3 separate regions of the Homo sapiens genome follow, and regions 1 and 2 are each linked to region 3. The links are chromatin contacts, found by Hi-C or POLR2A ChIA-PET in ENCODE. All regions are on one chromosome and are shown on one strand. The core of a region is the stretch at or near the end of the contact, and the rest is flanking DNA. Distances in the headings are between cores, read along the strand shown. Region 1 overlaps CGAS (cyclic GMP-AMP synthase). Region 2 overlaps LOC122539213 (KHDC1-KHDC1L). Region 3 holds the start of C6orf147 (chromosome 6 open reading frame 147).

Region 1 (3,683 bases), core at 799-3,298, 110 kb after region 3:
AGTCAAAGCTGGGGGAAAAAAAGCACATAAAAATAACAAAATTTTTAGGCCAGGCGCAGTGGCTCACGCCTTAATCTCAGCACTTTGGAAGGCCAAAGCAGGTGGATCATGAGGTCAAGCATTCAAGACCAGCCTGGCCAACATAGTGAAACCCTGTCTCTACTAAAAATACAAAAAATTAGGTGGGCGTGGTGGTGGGTGCCTGTAATCCCAGCTACTTGGGAGGCTAAGGCAGGAGAATCGCTTGAACTCGGGAGGCGGAGGTTGCAGTGAGCCAAGATCGCGCCACTGCACTCCAGCCTGGGTGACAGAGCAAGACTCCGTCTCAAAAAAATAAATAAATAAATAACAACAATAATAAAATTTTTTATTATTTTTAATTTAATTAATTTATTTAGAGATGGAATTTCGCTCTTGTTGCCCAGGCTGGACTGCAATGGCACAATCTCGGCTCACTGCAACCTCTGCCTCCCAGGTTCAAGCAATTCTTCTGCCTCAGCCTTCCTGAGTAGCTGGGATTACAGGCATGCGCCACCACACCCGGCCAATTTTGTATTTTTAGTAGAGACGGGGTTTCTCCATGTTGATCAGGCTGGTCTTGAACTCCTGACCTCAGGTGATCCGCCCGCCTCGTCCTCCCAAAGTGCTGGGATTACAGGCATGAGCCATGGCACCCAGCCATAAAATTTATTTTTTATATTCTACTAATAAATGCTGTTGTACTTGGGCATGATCAATCATATAACTGTCATTTTTTGGTTTTATGCTGTTTTGGTTTGGTTTTTGCCAACTATATTCACATTTACAAACTAACTAAATAAAATCATTTTATTTAAAAAAAAAAGTAGTCCCGAACCCTTCCACCCTTCATTTTCCACTCCCAAGATGTAACCTTTTCATCTTTTAGCCATTAATAACTTGCTTATACTGCAATTTCTTGGTTTTAAAAATTTGACATTTACTGACTTCCCACTATAAGGAAGATTAATTCAGTTTTTGCATACCTGTGACAGTCGGACCCTCAGGGTTGTCCTGTGGCCCCCCACCTCCTGAGGTTCATATCTATGTAGTAAGGAATTTAACCTAACCCAAAGAAAAGTCTCACCTTTGCCCTTGGCTTCTGAAAGGTAATGGCTGAATTCTTGGAATGTGCCAGAAAGTATAACAATGTGATTTATGGTGGGGTCTTTGGGTCATGGTATCAGCTTATACTGTTTGCCTTCCAGAGGAGCTGGAGACTGAGGTTAGACATATGTCCAGCCAACCATGAGCTGCAGTAAGAACTCTGGACATGGCTCAGGTGAGCTTCCCTGGCTGGCAATATTCTGCGTGTATTGGCACACATTGATGCCAAGAGAATAACATGTCCATGACTCCACCAAAAGACAACAGAAAGTGCTGTGTTTGCTACTCTCTTAAACTCTGCCTTACGCACTTCTTCCTTTGGCTGATTTAAACTTGCATGCTTACTATATAATAAACTGCAACCATGAGCATAGTGGTTTTAGTGAGTTCTGTGAGTCTTTCATCAAACCTCAGGGTGGTTTTAGGAATCCCTTGAAATTGCAATTGTTGACAGAAATGAGGGTGGTCTTATGGGAACTGTTTTCCCCCTAACTGTATCGCTGGCATCTGAGACAACAAGAACACCCTTGAGTGATTCCTCTCCTCTTGGGTATGAGAGGGACCTTTGACTTGCTTCCAATCAATAGAATACAGTACAGGCAACGGACTGTACATAATTATGTGTATGTAATTGTGTTAAACAAGTTTGTAGCACTCCTCTTGCTGGAGTACCTCCCTTGCTGGCTTTGAAGAATCGAGCTACTGTTGTGGGCTGCCTATGTTGGGAGGCTCACATGGTAAGGAACTGAAGACAGCTTCTAGGAACTGAGGGCAACCTCTGGCTGACAGCAAGAAACTGAAGCCCTCAGTCCTACAAATGTAAAGGAACTAAATTCTGCCAACAAAAATGGTTCCTTCTCCAGTCAAGCCTCAGATGAGGCTACAGCGCTGGCTGACGTCTTAATTATAGCCTTGAGAGACTCTGAGCAGAGCCACACCCAGAATTTTGGCCCACTGAAAATGTGAGATAATAAATATGTGTTGTTTTAAGCCTCTAAGGTTGTGGTTAATTGTTACACAGGAAACTAATGTAATCTCCCTACCACTGTCACCATACAGGAACTAAGCCTATTGTCCTATCCTAACCACAGAGTGGGTAATCATAATTTCTTTCTTTCTTTTCACATTAAAAAAGTTTTTTTTTAATTTTTTTTTTTTTTTTGAGATGGAGTCTCGCTCTGTCACCAGGCTGGAGTGCAGCGGCACTGTCTTGGCTCACTGCAACCTCTGCCTCCTGGGTTCAAGCGATTCTCCTGCCTCAGCCTCCCAAGTAGCTGGGATTACAGGCACGTACCACCATACTCATCTAATTTTTGTATTTTTAGTAGAGATGAGGTTTCACCATGTTGGCCAGGCTGGTCTTGAACTCCTGACCTCATGATCTGCCCGCCTTGGCCTCCCAAAGTGCTGGAATTACAGGGGTGAGCCACCGCCCCTGGTTTTTAATTTTTTTAAAGTCGACAACAGTCCATAACTTCAATAAGATTAATAGTCAATGGTTACATTACTATGACTTTGTCAATACTTAAACAGCTGAGCAATATTCTTATATCAGACTTTTCTTTCATGCATTCATTTTTCTTATGGAGTTAAAAATTGCTTAGATTGGCTGGGCACAGTGCTCACATCTGTAATCTTAGCACTTTGGGAGGCTGAGATGGGTGTATCACCTGAGGTCAGGAGTTTGAGACCAGCTTGACCAACATGGTGAAACTCTGTCTCTACTAAAAATACAAAAATAATTAGCCAGGCATGGTGGCGTGCAACTGTAGTCCCAGCTACTTGGGAGGCTGAGGCAGGAGAATTGCTTGAACCGGGAGGAGGAGGGTGCAGTGAGCCAAGATCGTGCCACTGCACTCCAGCCTGGGCGACAGAGTGAGACTGTCCCAAAAAAAAAAAAAATTGCTTAGATTATTTTATTTGCATAGTGGTTTATTTATCATTAATTGTCCCCAAAACTCTTCAAATGTCTAATGTTTCTCTTAGTATGTTCAAACATAGTAGGCTGTTAAACAAGATGTATAAAGCAAAAACCATAAAAAATTCAACTCCAATTTATTCTCAAAAGCTTGAATGAGAAAAGAAATCAACTCCATTAAAATTTAAAAATCTTTACAATAAACAAAACAATACAAAACAAAAAAACCTTGTTTACTAAAAGACACCAAAAAATGTGCAGACAACCCATATGGCAGAAGTTATTTGTTACACAGACAACGAATGAAAGATAAATACCCCAAATATATTAAGAACTTCCCAAAACAATGAGAAGAAAACTAACCCATAAGAAAATGTGCAAAATATATGAACAGGAAATATTTAACAAACAGCAGTTGCCTCTAGGCTGAATGCTACCTAAAATAAAAAAAGTGTTACTGAAAGTAAAAATAAATAGATAACAGAAAATAAGTTAGGTTTTACATTTAGTCACGTATATTAAAATAAAGTATCTTATGTTTTCTTTTAAGATTATGTATTTCAGCCAGGCGTGGTGGCTCACACCTGTAATCCCAGCACTTTGGGAGGCCAAGGCGGGCGGATCACAAGGTAAGGAGATC
Region 2 (4,138 bases), core at 286-2,785, 74 kb before region 3:
ATAGGTGCAACCACCACACTTGGCTAATTTTTTATTTTTTATTTTTGTAGAGACAAGGTCTCACCATCTTCTCAGGCTGATCTCAAACTCCCAGGCTCAAGCAATCCCCCTTCCTGTGCCTCCCAAATTGCTGGGATTACACATGTGAGCCACTCTGCCTGACCTCAAATGGATTTTTAAATGGTTTGCTTGTTTATCACAATGATTACTCATTCACTGATTGAGTAATCTGCCTTTCCACATTAATCTGAATCATCTTATCAAATATTAAATTTTTATGCATATATGTGGGGGTATATTTGGTTTTCTATTCTATTCCATTGATTTGTCTTTCCATTCATGCATTAATAAAACACAGCCTTTTATTTACTGAAGTTTTGTACTATTTAGGACATAGATAGGACTAATGCTTTTCCTTTTTTTTCTTTTTTTTAAATTTTACTTTAAATTCTGGGCTACATGTGCAGAATGTGCAGGTTTGTTACATAGTATACATGTGCCATAGTGGTTTGCTGCACCCATAAACCCCTTATCTAGGTTTTAAGCCCTGTATACATTCAGTATTTGTGCTGATGCTCTCCCTCCCCTTGCTCATCACCCCCGGCAGGCCCAGGTGTGTGATGCTCACCTCCCTGTGTCCATGTGTTCTCACTGTTCAACTCCCACTTATCAGTGAGAACATGCAGTATTTGGTTCTGTTCCTGTGTTAGTTTGCTGAGAACAATGGCTCCCAGCTTCATCCATGTCCCTACAAAGGACAGGAATTCCTTCTTTTTTATGGCTGCATAGTATTCCATGGTGTATATGTACCACATTTTCTTTATCCAGTCTATCATTGATGGGCATTTGGGTTAGTTCCAAGTCTTTGCTATTGTAAATAGTGCTGCAATAAATACATGTGTGCATGTGTCTTTATAATAGAATGATTTATAATCCTTTGGGTATATACCCAGTAATGGGATTGCTGGGTCAAATGGTATTTCTGGCTCTAGATCCTTGAGGAATCACCACACTGTCTTCCACAATTTCTCATGCCTGTTTTTTGTATAGGTTGTGGTTTAGAAATTTTTTTTTTTTTTTTTTTTGAGATGGACTGTCACACTTGTTGTCCAGGCTGGAGTACACTGGCGCGATCTCAGCTCACTACAACCTCTGCCTCCCGGGTTCAAGCAATTCTCTTACCTCAGCCTCCCGAGTAGCTGGGATTACAGACGTACACCACCACACCCAGCTAATTTTTGTATTTTTAGTAGAAACGAGGTTTCACCGTGTTGGCCAGGCTGGTCTCAAACTCCTCACCTCAGGTGATCAAACCACCTCGGCCTCCCACAGTGCTGGGATTACAGGTGTGAGCTACTGCGCCCAGCCAGGAATCATTTTTACATGGCTCTAAAAAATCAAAAAACAAATTATTTTTTCTTACACATAAAATTATGTACAATTCATTTTGTGTTTATAAATAAAGTTATATTGGGACAGTGCAGTACCATTCAGTTATGTATTCCCTCTGACTAATTTTGCACTGTAATCATTGAGTGAGTAGTTTCGACAGAGACTGCATGACACAGAACGTAAAATATTTACTATCTGGCACTTTATAGAAAAAGCTTGCCTGACTGTTGCTCTGAATCACCAGGAAGAGCTAATTTACTTTGAATACACTATGATATCTATAAAAAAAATTTCCAACAAAATCATCACTTAAGGATACAATTTTTTTTCTTTTTTTTTTTTTTTTTTGAGAAAGAATTTTGCTCTGTTGCCCAGGCTGGAGTGCAATGGCGCAATGTCAGCTCACTGCAACCTCCACCTCCACCTCCTGGGATCAAGCAATTCTCCTGCCTCAGCCTCTCGAGTAGCTGGGATTACACCACGCCCAGCAAATTTTTGTATTTTTAGTACAGACAAGGTTTCACCATGTTGGCCAGGCTTGTCTCAAACTCCTGACCTCAGGTGATCAATCTGCCTTGGCCTCCCAAAGTCCTAGGATTACAGGTGTGAGCCACCTTGCCCAGCGGATACAATTTAATTTAAATTTTTTTTGTCATAGAACTGTGTACTTCCTTCAGTGCAAAATAGCTGAATCTATGACTTTAGTATAGTTGCAACTCACTAAAAAGTGATTTCCTCACGTCCAAAATAGAATGAAAAGACATTAAAACATTTCTGATTGATACGTTTATATTTTCCAGTGTACATTCAGTGATACTTAATAAATTAAGACAGGACTGAAACTTCACATGGGCTAGCTATAAAAGTTTTCCATCTAGTGGGCCAATGATTGGCCTTATATATTACCTATAGTATTTTTCTCTACTATAGGTTCTCTGATTCAACATTAAGTCTAGTGTCCTTGATCATAATTTTTTATTTTATTATATGTATTGGATTTCTCCCCAGTGTATTTCTCAGGTTTGACAGAAATATCACTGCAGGCCAGGCACAGTGGTTCACACATGTAATCCCAGCACTTTGGGAGGCCAAGGGGGACAGATCACTTGAGCTCAGGAGTTTAAGACCAGCCTGGCCAACATGGTGAAACCCCTTGTCTAAAAAAATTATAAAAATTATACGCATGGTGGTGTGCAACTGTAATCCCAACTACTCAGGAGGCTGAGGTGGGAGGATAACTGCAGCCCAAGAGTTTGAGGCTGCTGTGAGCTATGATCATACCACTGCACTCCAGCCTGGGTGACAGAGGTTCTGTCTCCAAAAAAAAAAATTAAATTACATTAAAATATATACATAATAAAAATAATAAAAACCCATTTGACCCATACCTAACAACCTAAATCAAATCACATCTCAGGAATACATTTAAATAATATTATTTAAATGTAAAAAAGAAAACCCAAACCATGCCAGAGGAAACCACTACCAAATATTTTATAGTCATGGGATGAGGAGGGCATTCCTAAGAACTAAACAAAATCCAGAGGCAATAAACATAAAAAGATTCATGAATTCACCTCATAGACATTAAAAATATCTACATAGCAAATACCACCCAAACAATGTAAAAAACAAAGGACACACTGGAAAGAAGTATTTGTGGCTTATTTTACAAACAACACACTAATATTTATAATATATCAAGAGGTACTACAAATCAATAACAACCTAATGGACAACAGCCTAAATAGACAGGTCACAGAAAGTGCAATATAAATTGTGTATACATATGAATGAAAAGGCATTGGAAAACACATATGGGAATCCAATAAGAAGATATTCAGTGCCACTTGTAATAAGATAAACGCAAATTAAAGCAGCACTAGGAAACCATTTTTCATCTATCAATAAGACTGACAAAAATTAAAAATATTTGATACTCATTATTGGTGAGAGTGTAAGGAAATAGATACTCATACACATGTGGTAGAAGTATAAACTGTCAACAATTAGGAAGGAAACTTGGCTATATCCATTAATGCACTTTTAGCAATTTATCCCACAAATATATTCACACATGTGCAAAATGACATATACACATTGCAGTACTGCAGTATTGTTTGTTACAACATAAGGTTGGAAATAACCTAAAAGTCCATCAATATGGAATGGGTTGAATGCTATATCCATACAATGGAACACTATATAGCTATAAGAAATTATGAGAAAGTGTTTCTGCTCTAAAATGCAACCCTCTGCCAGACCTATTGTTAAGTTTTTAAAAAGGCAAGGTGCTAAAGAGTATATTGTATGATGCAATCTGAATATAAAAAAGAAGACATTGTATATGCGTATTTATCTGAGAACCAAGGGTATACAAGGAATTAGAAACAGATTTCCTACAAGAAATGATACTGTATAGCTGAAGGACAGGACTTGGAGGGTATCTTTTTCACTAAAAGCATTTTTTGAATTTTGAACCCAATAAAGAAATTATCTATTCAAAAAACAAAATTTTACGTTTAAATGAAAATGACATAGCTGATATTCAATTATTGGTTCAGTACAATAAAGAGTAGTTCCACATACAGAACATATCTTAAGGCTTCAGAGGACATTCTCTATGGGAAAATAAATATTGACCCTATTGAACAGGAAATATGGTAGCAAAACACACACACACACAAATCCATTTAGCATCATTCTTGGTTTTTTGGTGTTTTTTTGCTTTGTTTTGTTTGTTTTT
Region 3 (3,695 bases), core at 252-2,751:
CCTGGAGAGCAGTGGCGCCATCTCGGCTCACTCCAACCTCCTTCTCCCAGGATCAAGCGATTCTCCTGCCTCCGCCTCCCTAGTACCTGGGATTACAGGCACGCGCGCCAGGCTAATTTTTGTATTTTTAGTAGAGATGGGTTTCACCATGTTGGCCAGGCGGGTCTGAAACTCCTGACCTCAAGTGATGGGCCTTGGCCTCCCAAAGTGCAGGGATTACAGGCGTGAGCCAACGCGCCTGGCAGTTTGCATTTTTAAGGAGTTCTCAGGTGATGCTGATTCTGCTGATCGCGGGACTCCGCTTTGAGATCAGCTCTCCTAGGGTATCTAAGTGACGGGGCAGACCCGCAAAAGAGATTTAGTGGAAGATGGCCCCCTAGAGGAGCTGGCCTGGGATTCCTGGGACTTCTAAACCTACAGTGCACAAATGTCCTAGATTTTCCACCTTTGGTTGCTTCTAGCCACAATCTTCCTTCCCAACCACATCTTGCCCTTTCTACTCACAAACCAGGAGGCACACCCAGGGTTTTTTTTAACATGGTGATTTGCAGAACTGTCCTAGGCCTTCAGACTAAGGAGCTGGAGTGATCCTGAAAGATCCCGGAAGCGAAACTCGCCTTTCCGGGCACCTGGGTGAAGGAAGCTTTTCCTACCAGGGCCCCTAAAGCCACTCACCTCGATTTCTGCGGATCCAAAGGTGGAAAGACACTGTCCCGATCAGGAGCATCGCAAGGGTCTGGAGAAAGGGCCATCCATAAATGAAGATCAGGACTCCGTATTCTGAGACTGTTTCAATCACAAATAAGACTCGGAACAGCCTCTGGAAGGCCGACAGCATTTCGCGTTTCTGGCCTGGGAAAGTAAGGGTGCGCTAAGGCACGAGTAGTACAGCTCCTCCCGCCACCGCAGAGCCCGCCGGCGGGAAGAGACCAGACACCGACGGAGAAGCGAAGTTCAGGACGCGAAGGAAAGGGCCACTTCGGGTCGGGGTCAACCCAGACTGGACCAATGCACAGTCTAGGTGGATTAACGCGCCACCGCGAGAAGTGGGCACGGGACCACATGCGGCTGGCAAGACGTCCCAGGGCTCAAGCTCCAGGCTCGGTCACCAAACAACGGTGATAACATCCACAACGCCACGTAAACCATCTTTGGGCCTTGATCGTTTTCCAATAACCGACTGAACTGAGGGCGTGACCAAACGACAAGAACCGGAGGAGAGGACCCGGAGAACGGAGCAGCATCCCGCCGCCCGCCTCCAGGAAAGCCCGAGGCACTGTAGCAGGAGGGTCTGGGCTCCGCGCCTTAATTACACCGCCCTGGACCCGCCTCTTCCGCCGCTCGCTCCTCTGACCGGCACCCGAAGGTGCTGTCCCGCCCACGGACTCGCTCACACTCCGTTTCTTCGATCCTTTAGACGACTTTTTACCGTTCAGGGATGCTCTCCGTTACCGCCTCTGCCATTTGGTTGCCCTCCCTGCGGTCCAAGGGCCTGGAACACTCCCCAGGGCTGCCAGGCCAGCGCTTTCCAGGGGCTCCAGCCTACAGCGCCGCCACCTGGGGCTGGAGCCAGAAACGCAGGGGCCGGGGGCTCACCGGCTGCCAAGTAGAGGGCGTCGAAAATGGGGCTGGGTGTGTAAGAATGCTTGTGATTTTTGCACACTGATTTTGTATCCCGAGACTTTGCTGAAGTTGCTTATCAGCCTAAGGAGATTTCGGGCTGAGAAGATGAGGTTTTCTAAATATACAATCATGTCATCTGCAAACGGACAATTTGACTTCCTCTTTTCCTAATTGAATATTCTTTATTTCTTTCTCCTGCCTGATTGCCCTGGCCAGAACTTCCAACACTATGTTGAATAGCAGTGGTGAGAGAGGACATCCCTGTCTTGTGCCAGTTTTCTAAGGGAATGCTTCCAGTTTTTGCCTATTCAGTACGATATTGGCTGTGGGTTTGTCATAAACAGCTGTTATTATTTTTAGATACGTCCCATCAATACCTAATTTATTGAGTGTTTTTAGCATGAAGCGCTGTTGAATTTTGTCAAAGGCCTTTTCTGCATCTATTGAGATAATCATGTGGTTTTTTTTCTTTGGTTCTGTTTATATGATGGATTATGTTTATTGATTTGCATATGTTGAACCAGCCTTGCATCCCAGGGATGAAGCCCACTTGATCATGGTGGATAAGCTTTTTGATGTGCTGCTGGATTTGGTTTGCCAGTATTTTATTGAGGATTTTTGCATCGATGTTCATCAGGGATATTGGTCTAAAATTCTCTTTTTTTGTTGTGTCTCTGCCAGGCTTTGGTATCAGGATGATGCTGGCCTCATAAAATGAGTTAGGGAGGATTCCCTCTTTTTCTATTGATTGGAATAGTTTCAGAAGGACTAGTACCAGCTCTTCCTTGTACCTCTGGTAGAATTCGGCTGTGAATCCTTCTGGTCCTGGACTTTTTTGGTTGGTAGGCTATTAATTATTGGCTCAATTTCAGAGCCTGTTATTGGTCTATTCAGGGATTCAGTTTTTTCCTGGTTTAGTCTTGGGAGGGTGTATGTGTCCAGGAATTTATCCATTTCTTCTCGATTTTCTAGTTTATTTGCATAGAGGTGTTTATAATATTCTCTGATGGTAGTTTGTATTTCTGTGGGATCAGTGGTGATATCCCCTTTATCATTTTTTATTGCGTCTATTTGATTCTTCTCTCTTTTCTTCTTTATTAGTCTTGCTAGCTATCAATTTTGTTGATCTTTTCAAAAAAGCAGCTCCTGGATTCATTGATTTTTTGAAGGGTTTTTGTGTCTCTATCTCCTTCAGTTCTGCTCTGATCTTAGTTATTTATTGCCTTCTGCTAGCTTTTGAATGTGTTTGCTCTTGCTTCTCTAGTTTTTTTAATTGTGATGTTAGGGTGTCAATTTTAGATCTTTCCTGCTTTCTCTTGTGGGTATTTAGTGCTATAAATTTCCCTCTACACACTGCTTTAAATGTGTCCCAGAGATTCTGGTATGTTGTGTCTTTGTTCTCATTGGTTTCAAATAACATCTTTATTTCTGCCTTCATTTCATTATGTACCCAGTAGTCATTCAGGGGCAGGTTGTTCAGTTTCCATGTAGTTGAGCAGTTATGAGTGAGTTTCTTAATCCTGAGTTCCAGTTTGATTGCACTGTGGTCTGAGAGACAGTTTGTTATAATTTCTGTTCTTTTACATTTGCTGAGGAGTGCTTTACTTCCAACTATGTGGTCAATTTTGGAATAAGTGCGGTGTGGTGCTGAGAAGAATGTATATTATGTTGATTTGGGGTGGAGAGTTCTGTAGACGTCTGTTAGGTCTGCTTGGTGCAGAGCTGAGTTCAATTCCTGGATATCTTTTTTAACTTTCTGTCTCATTGATCTGTCTAATGTTGACAGTGGGGTGTTAAATTCTCCCATTATTATTGTGTGGGAGTCTAAGTCTCTTTGTAGGTCTCTAAGGACTTGCTTTATGAATCTGGGTACTCCTGTATTGGGTGCATATATATTTAGGATAGTTAGCTCTTCTTGTTGAATTGATCCCTTTACCATTATGTAGTGGCCTTCTTTGTCTCTTTTGATCTTTGTTGGTTTAAAGTCTGTTTTATCAGAGACTAGAAATGCAACCCCTGCCTTTTTTTGTTTTCCATTTGCTTGGTAGATCTTCCTCCATCCCTTTATTTTG

What was found. Hi-C counts contacts between places; a loop is a spot of excess contacts on that map. ChIA-PET counts read pairs that join two places held with the same protein, here RNA polymerase II (POLR2A). Pooled maps may share reads with other maps.
Region 1: a loop to region 3 is called in a pooled map, with 2.7 times the contacts of the local background. The contact joins the enhancer-like site here to the promoter of C6orf147 in region 3. A Hi-C loop is called at or near these places in 1 of 168 maps with a recorded cell type or tissue (endothelial cell of hepatic sinusoid) and 3 of 50 pooled maps. POLR2A ChIA-PET finds 5 or more read pairs at or near these places in 1 of 52 experiments (activated naive CD4-positive, alpha-beta T cell).
Region 2: a loop to region 3 is called in a map of MCF 10A, with 14 times the contacts of the local background. The contact joins the enhancer-like site here to the promoter of C6orf147 in region 3. A Hi-C loop is called at or near these places in 1 of 168 maps with a recorded cell type or tissue (MCF 10A) and 3 of 50 pooled maps. POLR2A ChIA-PET finds 5 or more read pairs at or near these places in 6 of 52 experiments (A673, BJ, H1 and 3 more).

Annotation. Positions count from the first base shown.
Region 1 is chr6:73,420,548-73,424,230 of GRCh38, forward strand. CGAS (cyclic GMP-AMP synthase) reads right to left here. Exons shown (of 5, transcript NM_138441.3): 5 at 3,164-3,683. Among named protein-coding and RNA genes, the nearest start is that of DDX43, 28 kb to the left of the region's middle. RefSeq lists a silencer at 1,039-1,333. Within about 2 kb of position 2,049, at least 4 of the 41 ENCODE cell types and tissues checked have a DNase peak (open chromatin) inside an H3K27ac peak, as active enhancers do.
Region 2 is chr6:73,234,761-73,238,898 of GRCh38, forward strand. All of the region lies in intron 4 of LOC122539213 (KHDC1-KHDC1L), which reads right to left. Among named protein-coding and RNA genes, the nearest start is that of KHDC1L, 11 kb to the left of the region's middle. Within about 2 kb of position 1,536, at least 2 of the 41 ENCODE cell types and tissues checked have a DNase peak (open chromatin) inside an H3K27ac peak, as active enhancers do.
Region 3 is chr6:73,308,877-73,312,571 of GRCh38, forward strand. C6orf147 (chromosome 6 open reading frame 147) reads right to left here and starts at 1,502. Exons shown (of 5, transcript NR_027005.4): 1 at 1,430-1,502; 2 at 676-852. LOC122539213 (KHDC1-KHDC1L) reads right to left here and starts at 1,283. Exons shown (of 7, transcript NR_173146.1): 1 at 676-1,283. It also overlaps a transcript of KHDC1 not described here. RefSeq lists enhancers at 801-870, 1,391-1,650.